Regions from separate parts of the Homo sapiens genome. Here region 1 is linked to region 2. A link is a loop called in an ENCODE intact Hi-C map of the cell type or tissue named here. Cell type or tissue: IMR-90. All regions are shown on one strand. Each heading gives the region's core, and the rest is flanking DNA. Links, peaks and the distances in the headings are about the cores only.

Region 1 (8,337 bases), core at 328-8,327, 720 kb after region 2:
TTAGAGACTGGCTTAAATGGCCCAGGACCTAGAATTCATAATATATATTTTTCAAATTTTAGGAAAATTTCAGATTTTTCCTGACTACTCTCTCCTGATTCCTACCCACAATGATTTCTTTTTTCTTTTCTTAAAATTTTCTTGTTGGAGACTCTAAAAATAAATAATCAGAGAGGTGCTGTATTCCTGGTGTTACCCCAGATTCACTGCAGCTGTGACGAAGGCTGCCAACACCGTCTAATGACACATTAAATACACTGTCTATGACTTGTCCTGTCAGGCAGAGCCAAAAGCTACTTTGATTAATTTTTATTTTTAAATGCAACTGCCATGTGGATATAGATCCTGCTTTTGTGACCTTTGGGCAGGGCACGTAATCTGTCTCTTTCACCTACTCTTCTACCTGCAAAATTGGTTTGACAATAAAATCTTTCTTTCTAAACTGATATGTAGTAAAAGATAAACTATACAGGAGCACTAGTGAAAAGATGCCATGCAAGTGCCTCAAAGTGATCTGTTTTCTGGACTCTCTGTGGCACATCTTGCATCTCTAACCAGTCTCCCTCAGCCATGTTCTAAGCCCCAGCCCCAGCATTAACCAGTTGTACAAGTAACAAATACAGATTCACCTTACTGCAAACTAAGTCAAATAAGAAAATAATTCTCCTGCTAACTAAAACACGCATCTTAGTATTCTAGAGCAAAATGCAGGTAACTTTTGGATAATCCAAACCACAGCTTTATAGGCAGTGATGACCAGCCTTCTTTGAGTACTCAGCATATGCCAAGAACTGTTTTCAGTGCACTGCATACATTATCTATTCAGTCCTAAGTACCCTGTGACATAGCTGTGATTATTAAACTTCATTTTTAGCCAGGCATGGTGGCTCATGCCTATAATCCCCGTGCTTTGGGAGGCTGGGGTGGGAGGATCACTTGAGGCCAGGAGCCTGAGACCAACCTGGGCAACACAGCCAGACCTTGTCTCTACAGATTTTTTTTTTCTAATTAGCTGGGCATGGTGGCACATGCCTGTAGTCCTAGCTACTCAGAAGGCTGAAGCAGGAGGATCACCTGAGCCCAGGACTTCAAGGTTACAGTGAGCTATGATTGTGCCACTGCACTCCAGCCTGGATAACAGGAGAGAGGCCCTGTCTCAAATAAATAAATTGCATTTTACATCTGAGAAGACTGAGGCATATAGAAATCAAATGGTTTTCCTGAGCTCACACTGACGGTAAGTGGTAGAGCTCAGATTTGAGTCAGCTGGCTTAGCCTTTATACTCCACTGCATTTCAAGATAATGATAACAACCATTTATGTGCCAGCAATTGGGCCGAGTACTTTAACATAGATTATCTCATTAAGTTCTCATAATAATCATCTCCATCTACAGATGATAAAAATGAGATTTAAAAGGGTTAATTTGCCACCTATCACAGAGCTAGTAAGTGATAGATTCTGAGCCAGAATTATAGAATTATAGCCAGATTATAGAGACTGACAACAAAAATACTAAACCATGTTGTGAAAGCCAGTGATGGCTCTACCTACAGTCTTCCATGGAAGACTCCCTCATCGTTTACAAGGACATGAAAATGTGTTTGCTGGACCTAGTGGGGAGAGAAATTCCTCTGCACTCTCCACTCTAATGGGTTTACAGGTAGGCCAAGGGCAAAATGAACTCCTGAGTAGGAGCCTGGAGTCTTTGTTGATGCAAGCTGTACCAGTGGATTTCAATTAGCCAGGAGGCTTTTGGAGTGCAAGCCCAGGCCATGGACAACTCACAAGAGAGAAGGTCCCAAAAGCTCCCCAATTCTGCCCCTAGCAACAGAGGCTTCCTGTAGCCAAGTCTGTCTCTGATTTGCAGGTGGGTGAGTTAAATTCACACAATCTCAGCCATAACTCTTAGAATGGGTTCTCCATTGCCCTAACCAGAAAGGCCCCAGAATGTTTGTCTCCAGTGATCAAGGCCTGCCATCTGCTGAAGTTTTGCCCTTTGCTTTGTCATCACATGAACCTAATGCTCTACAATTTACTCTGCCCTTTATCATCAAATATTGCCCCTGGTACAATCAGGGATACAGTAGAATTGTGCAGGACCAAAGGAAATAAGGACAGGTCTGAGAGAAGGGAGGGGATAGAGCAAAGAATCTTGAAACCCTCGGGTTGGTGATTCTGGATTTGTGGTGCTGTGGGAGACAGGGCAAATATTTCCGTGATAAAAGGGACTTCTGAATAGGAAGAAAAGTAAGAGGAGAAAAAGAGGGATACCCTCTGGGGCATCCAGTGCCACCAGTATAATGATCACTAAACAGGGTGAAAGGGAAGGCACCAGGAAACCGGCCCAGAGAGTGTGGTTATACAGTAAAATTAAAGCCAAGGTTGTCCCCCTTTGCATTTCCTGTCCTCCCAGCCCCTCCCATTTAGACCATATCCATCTTTTCCCGTGTGGAAAAAAAGAGTTCACTTGACTCTCCTTTGCAGACTTGGAGTAAGCCTCTTTTCTTTGCCCTCAGGCTCTGAAGGCGTCTACTACAGTGCGTGGAGCAAAAGAGAGACGGCATCGCCCCCTCGTGGCGCAGGGCCAAGCTCTGCGGTATTCCGGACGCTGTCCTGGGCTGCCCAGACAGGGGCACCCCGTGGGAGTGGAAATGCTGTCCTCAGAACCTCTGGCTGTTGAATGACTTGTGTCTTGTCAGAATGGTGAGATCCCCGAATGCCATCACCCTGTTCCTTCTACCCTCCCCATTGATGTTCACACAGGTCAGCTAAGCTAGACCTGTCTGCAGTGTGTTTTGAAAACAGGTTGCCCCTGCAAGAAAACTCCTGGTTTAGTAAATCAGCACATCAGGGCTAGAGAAGAAAAGAGTTGTGCTGTCTTTGTTTCCATTTCAGTCCATTCTGCCAAGTTGAAGCAGAATGATTTTCATTCATCTTAAATCCCCCCAAAATATTTTTTTTAAATAAACCTCTCAAACCAAACACCATCACATATGTACCCTAAGGAATACTAAGTCACCTCTTCAGGCAACGGAAAGAAAGGACCAGAGAATTGCTGTCAAGCCTAGGGTGGGTGGAGGAGGCAGGGAATTAATTTTGTTGAGTGGATAAAGGTCTGGGCCTCAATCCCAAAAGCCCAGATTGGGGCATCGAGCCTACAGCACCCCTGTCAGTCACTCCCTGCTGTCCCTGGAGCCTGGGCAGGCAAACAGTCATCCTTCTGCACTGTCTCTCTGGGACAGCCGGAACCTTTGCCCCCATCCCGAGGTCACCCTCTCCCAGAACCTCCTCTGCCTCTGGTAAGAGGAGGTAAAAGGAAGGGGGACACAGGAGGTCCATCAGAGCATGGATGAAGCTGCCCCTACATCAGAGTGCAGAGCTTGGAGTCTAGCCCCATCCTGGCCAACACAGAAGCAGGGAGTGAGAGAGGCAAAAACGAGGAGCCAGCCTGTTTCCATAGATACAGATTTCAGTTGCATTTTATGACAGCCGTGCCAGGCTGCCTGGAGAGGCATTGTTTGGATGTCTAGGGACCCGCTCAGAAGGAAAATGAAGTAAGAAGCGATTTTTTTAAGATTCAAGTGGTTTCCCCTCCCAGTTTCAGATTGAGATCCACCTCCGCCCTCTGGCCTTCTGGCAGAGGTCATCCCTGGTAGGACACTTGCCTTTAGTACAGCCTGGGCAGATTTAGGCCCTCCAACCCCAGGCCTCGAAGATCACAGTCAAAATGATTCTTAGAAGCAAGCCTGCTGTCCCTGGAGCCTGGGCAGTCAAACAGCCATCCTTCTGCACTGTCTCTCTGGGACAGCCGGAGCCTTTGCCCCCATCCCGAGGTCCTCCTCTCCCAACACTGCTAGTGCTTCTCTAACAGCTGCTCTGTGGCTGAAGGAGTTCCAATTTCCCAGCCCCTGGTGACCTCTTGTGAGGGCTGCCACTGAGGCTTTGAGAGAAGAAGGCTCACCTGGTCTCCTGCTGGGGGCTCAGCCTGCAGCTGGGGAAGGACTCCCCTTACTTCTAGATTCAAAACACTCATTTTCCTTTGCCACTCCTACATCTTCATCTCCTACATCTTCATCTCCTACCTCCTCATCTAGGTGGTGCCCTTCTCTCTACTCATCACTCATTCATTTCTCCAAACCCATTGAGTTCTTTCATTTGCCAGGCCTTTATAAAATAGACGTAAGAGACTTTCCCTGTACTCAGAAATCTCACAGACTAGTGGGGGATGCAGACACATAAGTGAACTACTAGAAAACAACTTAGATAGGGTCAAGTAAGAAGTCCTGGGGAAGTTAAAGCCCAAACTGAGCCCCAACGGATGAGTCAGTTAGGGGAGAGGAGATTCAAAATAGAGAGGGGACTGCGTAGGCAAAGGCATAGAGGCAAGAAACAGGATTATGTGCATAAGAAACTCGGTAGATCATAGGTGCTGAGAGCCAGTGCAAAGCTATGAGTGGCAAGAGATGGGCTGGAGTAAATTGGCAGTCATCAGACAGCAGAGGGCCCTATGTGCCATGCTAAAGGCCCCAAGCTTCCTCCTGCAGTGGTTCTTCAGCCATGGCTCACGGAGTTCCAGGGCTCCACTGTGGTGCCTCAGGGGCAGGACTAGGGGCCTCTCACTCTCAACCTGAGTGATTTTTTTTTTTCCAGACAGAGTTTCACTCTAACTCAAGTGATCCGCCCGCCTCAGCCAAAGTGCTAGGATTACAGGCATGAGCCACCGCACCCAGCCCTGAGTGACTTATTTTATATGTACTTGAATAGGTGACAGCAAACCACAGTGAGATTAAAGTCTGGGAAGGACACGATAAAAGAGGCATGTATGGGAAGGACATGATCAAACGACGTTTCAAAGAGACCACTCCAGTTTCTAGGCCTCACTTCCAACCATTCCTCAGGGAAGTCTACTGCCCAAGAAAATCTCTGATGGTAATACATGATTTACAGCAAAAATGAAGACTTCTTCAGTACATCTGTGATAATTATTTCCAAACTTCATCCTGAGAAAAGAAAACGAAGTGGGATCCCTTTCCCTTAGACTTCAGAGCTGTTTTCACCAGCTGGCTGTGCTGATCATGCCATCTAGTGGTAGGAGTGCAGCATGACTCCAAAAGGAAACAAGCTTGCATTTCTTTCTGAATATCTGTATTATCTTATTTAATCCTCAAAAAACCTTGGCAAAGTATGTCTCATTAATATACCCATGTTACAGGCCATAAAACTGAGAGATGGGAAGAAAACAATATTTGTTTTGAGTCTCCTGTGGGTTAGGAACTATGTCAGCTGATGTACATGAGATGCATTATCCCCACTTACAAGACAGACAAACTGAAGACCTTGGTGACTGAGAGACCAACTAGATTAAGCTACAGACACTGAGGTTTTCCTGCTTCCAGGTCTAGATTCATTCCAAAAAATCTGGTCAGATTCAAATCTCTAACTTGAGTTGAAAAGAAACCAAGTAGTAAAGAATGAGGAAAGAGGCAAGCCTTTGTGAAATTCAGAGTAACTGGCACAGACAGACCACAGCTATTTCTTTGTCATGAATGGCAACCAAAGCACAGTTGTATATTAGATTCTAGAATAATTATAGGAAGAATAATTACCACCGGAATATGCAAATTATAGGAATCTGTGAGCCTAAAGCCAATCAGATGCCCAGCAAGTACGTTTCTTAAGAGTGAGTGGCTGCTTTCTGTAGAACAGAGCATCGCTTGGAGCCAGGAAAAACTGAGAATTGTGGTTTGAATGGAACCTTAATTCCACATCTGAAACCTTAATTCCTCTTTGCCATGTAATATAGCATATTCCCAGGTTCCAGGGATTACGACGCTGACATCTTTGCGGGCCATTATTCTGTCTTTCACATACATTGAGACCAAAAAGACCAAGTACCTATAAGAGGACCAACCCAGACGGGCTGTGACAATTACGCTGTTGCTTCTGAGTGAGAAGTTACAGGCCCAAGAAAGGGTAATGACAGCCTTAGAGATACATAAAAGAGACAAGCAATTTCCAAAACAAAAAGCAAAGGCAAAAAGAAAAATAAAAAAGCTCTCTCTCCGTAAAAAGGTAGAAAATATGCCTATAAAGGAGAAAAACAGGGCTGGATGTGGTGGCTCACGACTGTAATCCCAGCACTTTGGGAGGCTGAGGTGGGCAGATGACCTGAGGTCACGAGTTTGAGACCAACCCAGCCAATATGGTAAAACCCCATCTCTACTAAAAATACAAAAATTAGCTGGGTATGGTGACACACACCTGTAATTCCAGCTACTCAGGAGACTGAGGAACAAGAATTGCTTGAATCCAGGAGGTTGCAGAGAGCCGAGATTGCATGACTGCACTCCAGCCTGGGTGACAAGTGAGACTCTGTCTCAAAAAAAAAAAAAGTTAAAATTAAAAAAATAAAATAAAAATAACATTCTTGCTCTTTCTCACCTATCTCATCCATCAGTGATATCTGAATATAGTACAAATCAGGCATCCAGAGCCATAAAATGCAAGACAAAAACACATTGGAAAAGCGAAATGTCACAGATAATCCCCAGGTTTGACTTTCTGATTTGCGAATCAGAAGAGGCCCTTGCAAATGATGATAAAATCTGTCTCCAGATGCACCAAGATGATGAATTATATATATGTATATATAGTTGACCCTTGCACAAAATGATTTAAACTGTGCGGGTCCACTTATACACAGGTGTTCTTCAATAAATGCAGTCTGCCTTCCGTATTGTCTCCATATTGGTGGGTTCTGCATCAGCAACCAAACATGGGTAGGAAGGCAAGATTTGGAAATCTGCATTATAGTAGGGCTCACTTTTCATATCCACGGGTTTCATAGGGCAGACTACAGGACTTGAGTTTGTATAGATTTTGGTATCTGCGGGTGGTCCTGGAGCCAATCCCCCACAGATACTTTGGGATGACTGTACTCCTTTATTATCATTATGTTTAATGCCAGCAGAGAAAGAGGACTAAAAACTAGGAGGAGAATCAGCAGTACTGACATTGCTATCATAATCCAGTTTTTTAAGCATCCAGGCTTAAATGCTGAACTGAAACAGAAGCTGATCTGGCAAAATTTTTTTCTAACTGGTTTCTTGAATTTAAGTGAAATGTAGAGGGCTTTCTAAGCCAGGCACAAAGTCAAGAAACAATACATTTTTAAATGACAGACTTGATTAGATAAAAATATAAATTCTCTGTACAGCAAAACACACTAAAAGTAAACTTGCAAGACAAGTGATGATTTGGAAAAAGTTTTACAACATAAGTGGCAGAGGAATAATAACCATAGTCTATAAGAAGAGCTTATACGTCTATAAGGAAAAGACAACTGCTCCCCCTACCCAAATGGACAAAGGATATGAGTAGGCAATTCAGAAAAAAGAAAGGCAAATAGCTAGTAAACATGAGGAGTCACGCCATCTCTCTAGTAACCAGAAAAACACAAACTAAAATAAGATACTTTCTGCCCATCCCATTGTAAAAAATGTGAAGCTGGACAATAGCCAGTGATTGTAAGAATACATAACGAAGTGCTCCCTTGACAGCTATATGAGTGTAGTATGGTACAGTGTGTTTGAGAGCGATTGGTAGTACCTATGAACTTTTAAATTTTACCTCTTTTGAACAATCATTTCTACCTCTACACACTCCTGAAATATTCCTACATGTGCTCAAAATATATTCATAAGGATGTTACTACTTAAAAATATTGTGACAGGAAAAAAAGCAATCTAAGTGTCTTTCAATAGAGAACAGACCAAATAAACGTACAGGATGTCCTTACTGTGGAATACTATTACAGACATTAAAAGGATGAGGTTGATCTGCATGCACTGCAAAGATCACCAAGATATATTAAGGGAAAAAGGCAAGTCACACAATAATATGCAATTCGTTGATCTCATTGACATGTACATACATATATGCATAGAAAAAGCATCTAGAAAGACACATATCAAACTGTTAAGCATGGTCACAGTGATGGTAGGATAGGAACAAGAGGGTAAGGAGAGGCCTCCACTCTTTTTATTTTTATGGTTTTTTTGGAGACGGAGTCTCTCTCTGTCACCCAGGCTGGAGTGCACTGGCACGAACTCGGCTCACTGCAACCTCCGCTTCCCAGGTTCAAGCAATTCTCCTGTGTCAGCCTCCCAAGTAGCTGAGATTACAGGTGGCTGCCACCATGCCCGGCTAGTTTTTGTATTTTTAGTAGAGATGGGGTTTCACTGTGTTGTCCAGGCTGGTCTCGAACTCCTGACCTCAGGTGATCTGCCTGCCTCGGCCTCCCAAAGTGCTGGGATTACAGGTGTGAGCCACCAT
Region 2 (8,337 bases), core at 67-8,066:
TCCCTAGGATAGAGAAGGGTGCTAGGCTTTGGCTAAGGATATAAACCCCAAAATTAGCAACTAAATCAGAGTTTGAACAAATTATAGAAAAAGAACTCATCTAGGACCAAAAATGGTCAAATGGCCTATGCTCAAGCACTGCCTAAATCATAGCCTAACTTTTGAGTCTACCTGTGTCACTTACCCTTCCAGAGCCTTAGACTCTCCCTTAAAAAAAAAAGAAAAAAATAACTCCCTACCACTAGTTTAACTCATAGGCAGGCAATTATGATATGCTTCTGAGTCTTTCTTCAGAGGAAAAAAAAATGAAAACAAAGTATGGTTCTGTAAAAGATAATTAAGTCAGCCATATATTTTTATAGGCAAATATGAATAGCTCTCAATTACCAGTTGTAATGGAAGTCAGAGATATCAAAATTCATAAGTAATTCATAAACTGTATTTCAGCTAAGAAGTAAAAAGAAGAAACATTAAAAATTCAAAAACTAGATCACTGATTTCTTAAAACTTGAGAAGTGGCTATGAAATCTTACTTATTCCCCTATCCCAGGCTTATACTAATTATTTCAGGAGTAGGAATAAAAATTCTAGAACCTCAAGAAGCAAGAGATCAAAAATACAATTTCCTTTATCAAAAGTAGCTCTCTTATCAAATGAGGTTTATGGGATTGTAAAAACAGTAACTCCTGTTTCTTTTCATTACTATCCTTTGGACCAAGAGTTGGCAGACAGCCAGTAAGCCAGATGCTTTTATCAAGTGTTATTTGAAAACAGCTCTGCCCATTTGTTTACCTATTATTTTACTGATTGATTGATTGAGAAAGGACCTTGCTCTGTCACCCAGGCTGGAATGCAGTGAGTGGTGTAATCATAGCTCACTGCAGCCTCGAACTCCTGGGCTCAAGCCATCTTCCCACCTCAGCTTCCAGAGAAGCTGAGACTAGAGGTGTGAACCAACATACCTGCCTTGCTTACCTATATTGTCTATAGCTGCTTACAGGCTACAGTGGCAGAATTGCGTAGCTATAACAGAGACTGTATGGTCTACAAAGTCTAAACTATTTACTATCTGGCCCTTTACAGAAAGATTGCTGACCCCTATTTTAGACTGGTTTAAGTGACTTTGGTAAATAAGACTGTATAGTATTAAGCCTAAATATTACTAAATTGAATAATGTGGGTTTTTTTTTAAAAAAAGGACTAGCTTATTCATTTGGGCTTTCTTTTCAAAATGGTTGACATAGCTTCCCTCCATACATTCTCTTGATATTCCTCAAAACTACAGTATAGCATATCAGTAGCAGGATAATCCAAAGTAAATAGAGAAAGAGAATTGAAAGGACTTTCACATAAGGAATTGACTTAAGAGAAAACTACATATTCTCAGAACAATGCACTCTTGACTAACTGGCTGCGTTAGAATTACAAGAATTTGACATATGCCTAAGAATAACCCTCAGATTCGGATGTAAGATCTGGGAACCTATTTTTAAAAAGCTTTCTAGATAACACTGTGATTATGTTAAAATAAAGGAAAAAAAGCTTCCCAGATATACCGTGATTATGTTAAAATAACAAAGAAAAAACCCTCATCTTTAGAGGTACATCCTAAAATGTTACAGATAAAATAATACTTGATATAATATCTGGGAATTTGCTTCAAAATAACTAGTGGGAGAATAGTGGACTGGGGTATAGATGTTATATGTTCATTCAAGATATGATCATTGTTCAAACTGGGTGGCATGTATATAGATGTCATTATACTGTTTCCCCCTACTTTGAAAGTGTTTCAAATTTTCCAAAAACTATTTAAAGAAATCTGAGGTGATTCTAATGTGCAAACAGGATTGAGAACCACTGAACTAGTCCACTGAAAAAGGCAGGCATTCAAAGCAAAGTAGGCCCCCCTGCCACTGTTTCTGTCAGTTACTTTTATGACAGGATTTTCAGTTTAGAATTTGAAAGCTACAAACTATTAATATGCCTAGCTTTGGAGGAAAGCCCTTCCACTTATGACATGACATTTCTGTAGTAGGAATGAATGCAACTGACTAGCAGAAAGATTGTTTACTCCAAGTTACTCAGCAAAACTACCAGGAAAAGAGGCAAAACGACAATCAGAACTACAGTTTGATGTTTAAGTAAAATGTTGAGTTTAGAAGTAAAGAGGCTACATTGAGAACTATAAAATTTTAGACTTAAATGAGACCTTAGGAATTATCTGATTTTCAGACAATCTGAAAATTATATGAATAATTTTCTTAATTCACAAATGCCAAGACTGAGGTGAGAGATAAGAATAATACAAAATAGGCCCCAATTCAGACAGAGCAACCTGGCTTTTAATCAGGACACCAATTACTGCAGTCACAGTTCGACAAATACACTGTATTTAAATCCTGAGTCATCAACATAGGAAAAGGGTAAAAATATAATGAGGCGGATCACCTTTCGAAAGCTTTGAAGAAGTAAATTCAGATGGCTTGTAGATAGCCCAAATAAGAATGGAGAATTGGAGAATAAACCCCAATAAGTGCTCCTTTTAATCACTCTCACTTCTCTGTGATTATGGTTGGTTTTTTTGTTTTTTTGTTTTTTTGTTTTGAGAGTCTGTCACCCAGGCTGGAGTGCAGTGGTTTGATCTAAACTCACTGCAACCACCGCCTCCCGGGTTCAAGCGATTCTCCTGCCTCAGCCTCCCGAGTAGCTGGGACTACAGGCATGCACCAGCATGCCCGGCTACTTTTTCTGTATTTTTAGTAGAGACGGGGTTTCACCATGTTGGTCAGGCTGGTCTCGAACACCTGACCTCAAATGATCCAACCGCCTCGGCCTCCCAAAGTGCTGGGATTACAGGCGTGAGCCTCTGCGCCAGGCTGTGATGATGTTATCAATTGAGATCCAAAGAAATAAATCATGGAATCCAAATTCCATGTGCTACCAATATGGCAAACAATACTCTATTCACTCTCTAAAGCCCCAGTTCCCTGGGAAGTGATGAAATGATAGGAAACATCAAACACACCCGAATCTCCTCAAGCCCTCCATTTTTCTATCTCATCCAGTCAGTCTACCTGGAGGAATTACTTGTATTTCATGCTGACAGCTCTGAAAGCCATTAGAAACATTAGAATGGTAATCGCTGCTATCAGCTCCATCTGTCCTTTCTTACAGAGTGAAAACAAGTTGTTCTCTTCCTGAAAGTCCTTGGAATTGAGAGCAAGGTCTTCAGGGCAGCTGTGGGTTGTCGTTTTTTTAGCCACGCAACATTTTGAAGTACTACTGAGGAGTAAACAAGTCGTGGAATCATTGGCTCTTCCACCTACGGAGCAGCAGCGGGGCGTGAAAGAGGCACAGCCTCAGCCACCACAACTATAAAGTATGGGACAAAAATTAAGCAGTCAACTAAATGATGTCCTTAATTGATCCCCAAGACTAGGAGAAAGTATTCAATAAGCAAGTAGTTGCTGCTTACAGCCGTGCCAAAAGGGAAGAGGATCACAACTGTAGAGCTGCTAGAAGAGCAAAAATGATACTGATACATAGAAATTTTCAGAAAAAGAATTTCATTTAGCCACCTCAGGGCAAAGGTGAGAAACTACCACCTATGGTCAGCAACTCGTGCAACCTACCCTCTGAAGTTGTCCACCAGGGATTACAAACTACAAATTCAGCAACGCTATGGAAGAGAGCCATTCGTGCTCGGAGGATCGGGGATGGGGGGATGTCTATTGTCCCCATCCTAAAAATGTGGCCAACAGATTAGTCAGAACACCAGGAAAGCAAGAACTCCGCCTCTTTATCCTATTTTGAGGCGGCACTTCAAGAGGAATTATCATCCAACACCTCTGTCCCCGATAAATCCCTTTAATTCAAAAAACCATAGCCCGGTTCGGCGCGGTAGAAAAGAACCAAGAAAGGGAAGAGGAGCCCAGAAATCAACCCGCTGCAGTACTGACACCAACTGCGGGCATGGGACGCTTACCTTGGAGTCAGGGAGGCTGAACACGCTGGGGTCGTCCGTACTCCCCACCATGATCTTGTGCTCCTTCCCCGGGGCATGGCCGCCTGCGCCCTCGGAGCGTGCAGCCTTGGCGCCGTGGCGCTCCCCGGACACCCGGTCGCTGGTGGTGTTTCCCATGGCTGCAGCTCGTCGGGGACCACCTACCGCGGGGAACGACACCGGGCTGGGAACACCTCAGCCGCCGCGTCAGGGGCGCCCCCCGGCCCCGCCCCTGCGCCTCGGGACAGGGCAAGGGATTCCCCGCCCCAGGGAAGCCGAGCCCTGGAGCCCTCTCCCTCCTGGCCTGCGGGAACGCCTGCAAATACCCCGGTGCCCTCACTGGCCCTAGCTCAGGAAACCCGCTATCGGGACCTCCCCCGCGTCCCCGCGCTCACTGCCAGGGGCGCCCCCACTCCAGTCACCTCGGGCGATGCGCTCCCTCCTCCAAGGGCCACTGATGTGATGGCTGTTCTGCAGATCAGGCCACCAATAAAGTTATTGAAATTGAAGCCGCACCCCTCGCTGGCGACCAGCGATTCCTCCTAAAATGGCTACAAGGCCGGCGGCGCGGAGTCCGCCCAGTGCGCGTTCCCTGCGGCCTGCAGCCTCGGCGCCCGGGACCCGCCGGCCTCTCTAGCCGCCGCCGCCGCCGCCTCGATGGTGGGCAGTCGCACGCAGCCTCCAGCGCCAGGAGGGGGCGCCAGGCAGGGCCTGTCCCGCCTGGGGAGACTGCGCCCGGGATAATAGGAGCGCTTGGCCTCTGAGACTACCCGGCAGAAGGGACGTCCCCAAATGACACTCGGAGGCCGCCTCCCTGGGCTCCGGTGCTCGGTGCCGGGAGGAGCGGCACGGCTTTCTACCCCGCCTCAGGTGCGCCAGCACGTTTTCTGGGCAGCATCTGTGTGTTAGGCGACCGGAGAGGTGGGTTCCTTATAGGGAATAAGAAAACTGAAACTGACTTCCAACTGCAGGCAGAAGGAAGCAGTGGTCATTGCTGGAGGTTAAAACTGTTCTGACCGGGCGCAGTGGCTCACGCCTGTATTCCCAGCACTTTGGGAGGCTGAGGCGAGCAGATCACGAAGTCAGGAGATCAAGACCATCCTGGCCAACAAGGTGAAACCCCGGCTCTACTAAAAATACAAAAATTAGCTGGGCGTGGTGGCGCGCGCCGGAAGTCCCAGCTACTTGGGAGGATGAGGCAGAAGAATCGCTTGAACCCGGGAGGCGGAGGTTGCGGTGAGCCGAGATCGCGCCATTGCACTCCAGCCTGGCGACTCAGCGATACTCCGTCCCCCTCTCCCCGCCCCAAGAAAAATCTGTTCAGTGGGGAGCGACAAGGAAGGAGCTTTCAGCCCGACTGGGGTCGCAGGGAAGAATTCAAGATGGCGTGTTTAGGAGCTCTAGCTCCTTGACAAATTAGTAAAATGTTAGTCTTAGGAGAAGAACGAAAAGGCTCTCCTAGGCTAAGAAACAGCATACACAGTGAGAAACCTCAGAAGAAATAAAATTCAAGGAAGATAGCAACAACGAAAACATCAGAAGGAACACTAAAGGTATAAAAAGGGCAAAGACAGCCCTAGGGTTGGGAGGGATCCAGGTTTTTTATGAAAATTAGTGGAATCCCTAAGGTACTTACCTTTGTATTATAAGTATTTGCATGTCTCCTTCTAGAAACGTTTATCACTCTGTGTTACACAGACCAGCAGTGTTGGCGTCAACTGGGAGCCTGTTAGAAATGCAGAATCAGGCCCCATCCCCAGGGTTCTGAATCTGCATTTTAACAAGATCACATTAAAGTGTGTGAGAAGCAATGCTTTGACAGCTGGCAGAGAGCAGATCCAGATTTGATACCTTTTCATATTCTGCATGTACCTTATACAGAGTAGGCTTTTGCATTTGCGGAATGAAGGATACAGGAATACTGTTTACTGTAATCCATTTCTAACCAGATATGCCACTTAGGCTTAAACACGGCCAATGATGGGGAACCCCAAGTTACATAGGCCACCCTTTCTGAGTGAGCAGCTCTATTTGCTGAAACGTTCATTTTTATATTATGAAGTTGACATCCCACTTAAGTACAACAAATTCACTACTCCCCTATTCTTTGCTCTGCCTCTTATAAACTCATTCTTTGGCTCATAAACCAAAGACAGTTTACAGGAAGAAAAAAAAAAGGTACGATTTTACTGCAACTTCTTGCTCACCCCTCCAAAATCTTTATGTCTGAGTACATGCTTTTTGGTTATCCCTACTTTTCTCCCTCCACCCCTCAATTCCTTACCATAGGACACTGAAGCAAGGCCCTTGAAGATACATAATACATTAAACCTTGACTTGTGTAGTATTCAGTTTTCTGACCCCAAGGTGGTTTCACCATGCCAAATAATATGTCCTTGGTATGTATTTCCTTGCAGTAGTCAAATCAGCCTAGCAGAAACAAAGTACGTTAACCAATGGAAAACTGACGGAGAGAAATAAACTGTTTTTGCACAGCTAAATGGAAATGACTTTTGAATTATCTGCTTTGGAAGATTATCCATGACACTGTTCTGCCCTGCTCTGCTCTAACAACATTTGTAAGTCACTCAACAGTTAATAATAAAAGTCAGTTTTGAATATTGCAGGTTTTAGACACAGAACAAATGTAATGTGACACTGTAGGAAGAATGAATTCTCCTTAGTCCCAAATTCCTTTTTTTTTTCTTAGATTCGGGAATAAGTAAAGATACAAGATCCTCTTAACCAGTATCAGTATAATTGTTCCCTTTAGATTTATTGCTGTCACCCCAATGCTCTTCTTTCTTTCTAGAGGAAAGGAAAAGAAGGAGGTAATAGGAAAAGTAATGGGTTGTCCTGATGTTACTGTGTCTAGGATGTCATTGCCACTGGTCTCCTCAGATCAATCATTCTGCCTAATAAACAGAAAAATAACATGGGCAGCCTCACATGCAAGCCTTTACACACACTGCTAAAGAGACCTCGCTTCCTCTGAGAAGTGAGGATGTGAGAATGAAGGATTGATTTTACAGAACTGGATGACAGGTTAAATTGGGCATCTGGAGGTTTATATTCCCATCTCCACTCACCAAGTTTCATCCTCCATTTATGACCAAGGATAGGTATAACATCTGATCTTGATGGTTACTGTTTCAAAAAACAATCTGATCTTTTTTATAAAGTTAAACATTTACTTAATCATGCAGCATACTAATTCCCACTCCTGGGTATTTATCCGAGTGACATAAAAACAAGTTCACACAAAACCTGTAAACACATATATGTCTTTATTCATATAATAGAAAAAACACAAACCCTAAAATGGAAAAAACATAATGTCCTTCACCTGGTGATATGGTTTGGTTCTGTGTCCCCACCCAAATCTCATCTCAAATTGTAATACCCACGTGTTGAAGGAAGGACCTATAACCTTCACGTGTCAAGGGAGGGAAGTGATTGGATGATGGGGGCGGTTTCCCCCATGCTGTTCTTGTGATGGTGCATGAATTCTCACCAGAGATGATGGTTTTAAAAGTGTTTGGCAGTTCTTCCTTCATTCACACACACTCACTGTCTCTCCCCTGTGCCACATAAGATGAGCTTGCTTCCCTTCTACCATAACTGTAAGTTTCTGAAGTCCTCCCCAGCCATGCAGAACTATAAGTAAATTAAACCTCTTTTCTTTATAAATTACCTAGTCTCAGGTATGTCTTTATAGCAGTGTGAAAATAGGCTAATACATCTGGTGAATCAATAATTAAAATGTAGCATAGCTATAAATGGAATACTACTCAGTAATAAAAGAATAACTCGATACATACAATAATATTGATGAATCTCAAATGCATTATGGGAAGTAAAAGAAGCCAGGCTCCACTTATGTGACATTCTGGAAAAAGGAAGACTATACGGTCAGAAAACAGATCAGTGTTTGCCAGGACTTGGGGGTGGGGGGTGGGGAGTGATTGACTACAAAAGGGCATGAAGAAATTTTGAAGGGGAGGTATGGAACAGGTCTGTATCTTGACTGCAGTGGAGTTATTGATACTTACCAAACTGTACAATAAAAAGTAAATTTTTATTGTATGAAAATTATGCCTAAATTAAAAACTATTAATAAAATCAGCATTAGCAAAATATATGAGTTTATACACAAGAGACTACTCAACCATTGGGTAAACTAATTATTTTTAAACAAATACCATTGATTTTAATCTTTTTATAGTTTTTATACAGGCAGAGAAATAATAGTGATTCTGCTCACCTAAAGGAAGATAGACCCAATTCAAAGGTACAGAATTTTCCCCAAATAGTATCATAATTTTTCCTTT

Evidence for each region. A loop is a pair of places that touch in the nucleus more often than their neighbours do. Peaks named below come from ENCODE experiments on the same cell type or tissue, not always from the same donor. Only the 100,000 strongest peaks of a DNase experiment are listed, where the experiment ranks them.
Region 1: a loop joins it to region 2, with 17 times the contacts of the local background. A loop is called at or near these places in 2 of 110 quality-filtered maps.

What each region holds. Positions count from the first base shown.
Region 1 is chr1:147,887,813-147,896,149 of GRCh38, forward strand. No RefSeq gene overlaps it. Among named protein-coding and RNA genes, the nearest start is that of GJA8, 11 kb to the right of the region's middle. In IMR-90, for the core only: CTCF peaks have their summits at 2,576 (motif pointing left) and 5,087 (motif pointing left); a DNase peak (open chromatin) is centred at 5,069; H3K27me3 peaks cover 179 bases.
Region 2 is chr1:147,168,001-147,176,337 of GRCh38, forward strand. It overlaps PRKAB2 (protein kinase AMP-activated non-catalytic subunit beta 2), which reads right to left and starts at 4,470. Exons shown (of 8, transcript NM_005399.5): 1 at 4,429-4,470; 2 at 3,989-4,167. The coding sequence starts at 4,144. It also overlaps a transcript of CHD1L not described here. RefSeq lists silencers at 4,130-4,399, 4,570-4,799. In IMR-90, for the core only: a CTCF peak has its summit at 4,697 (motif pointing right); a DNase peak (open chromatin) is centred at 4,551; H3K4me3 peaks cover 3,544 bases; H3K27ac peaks cover 2,709 bases.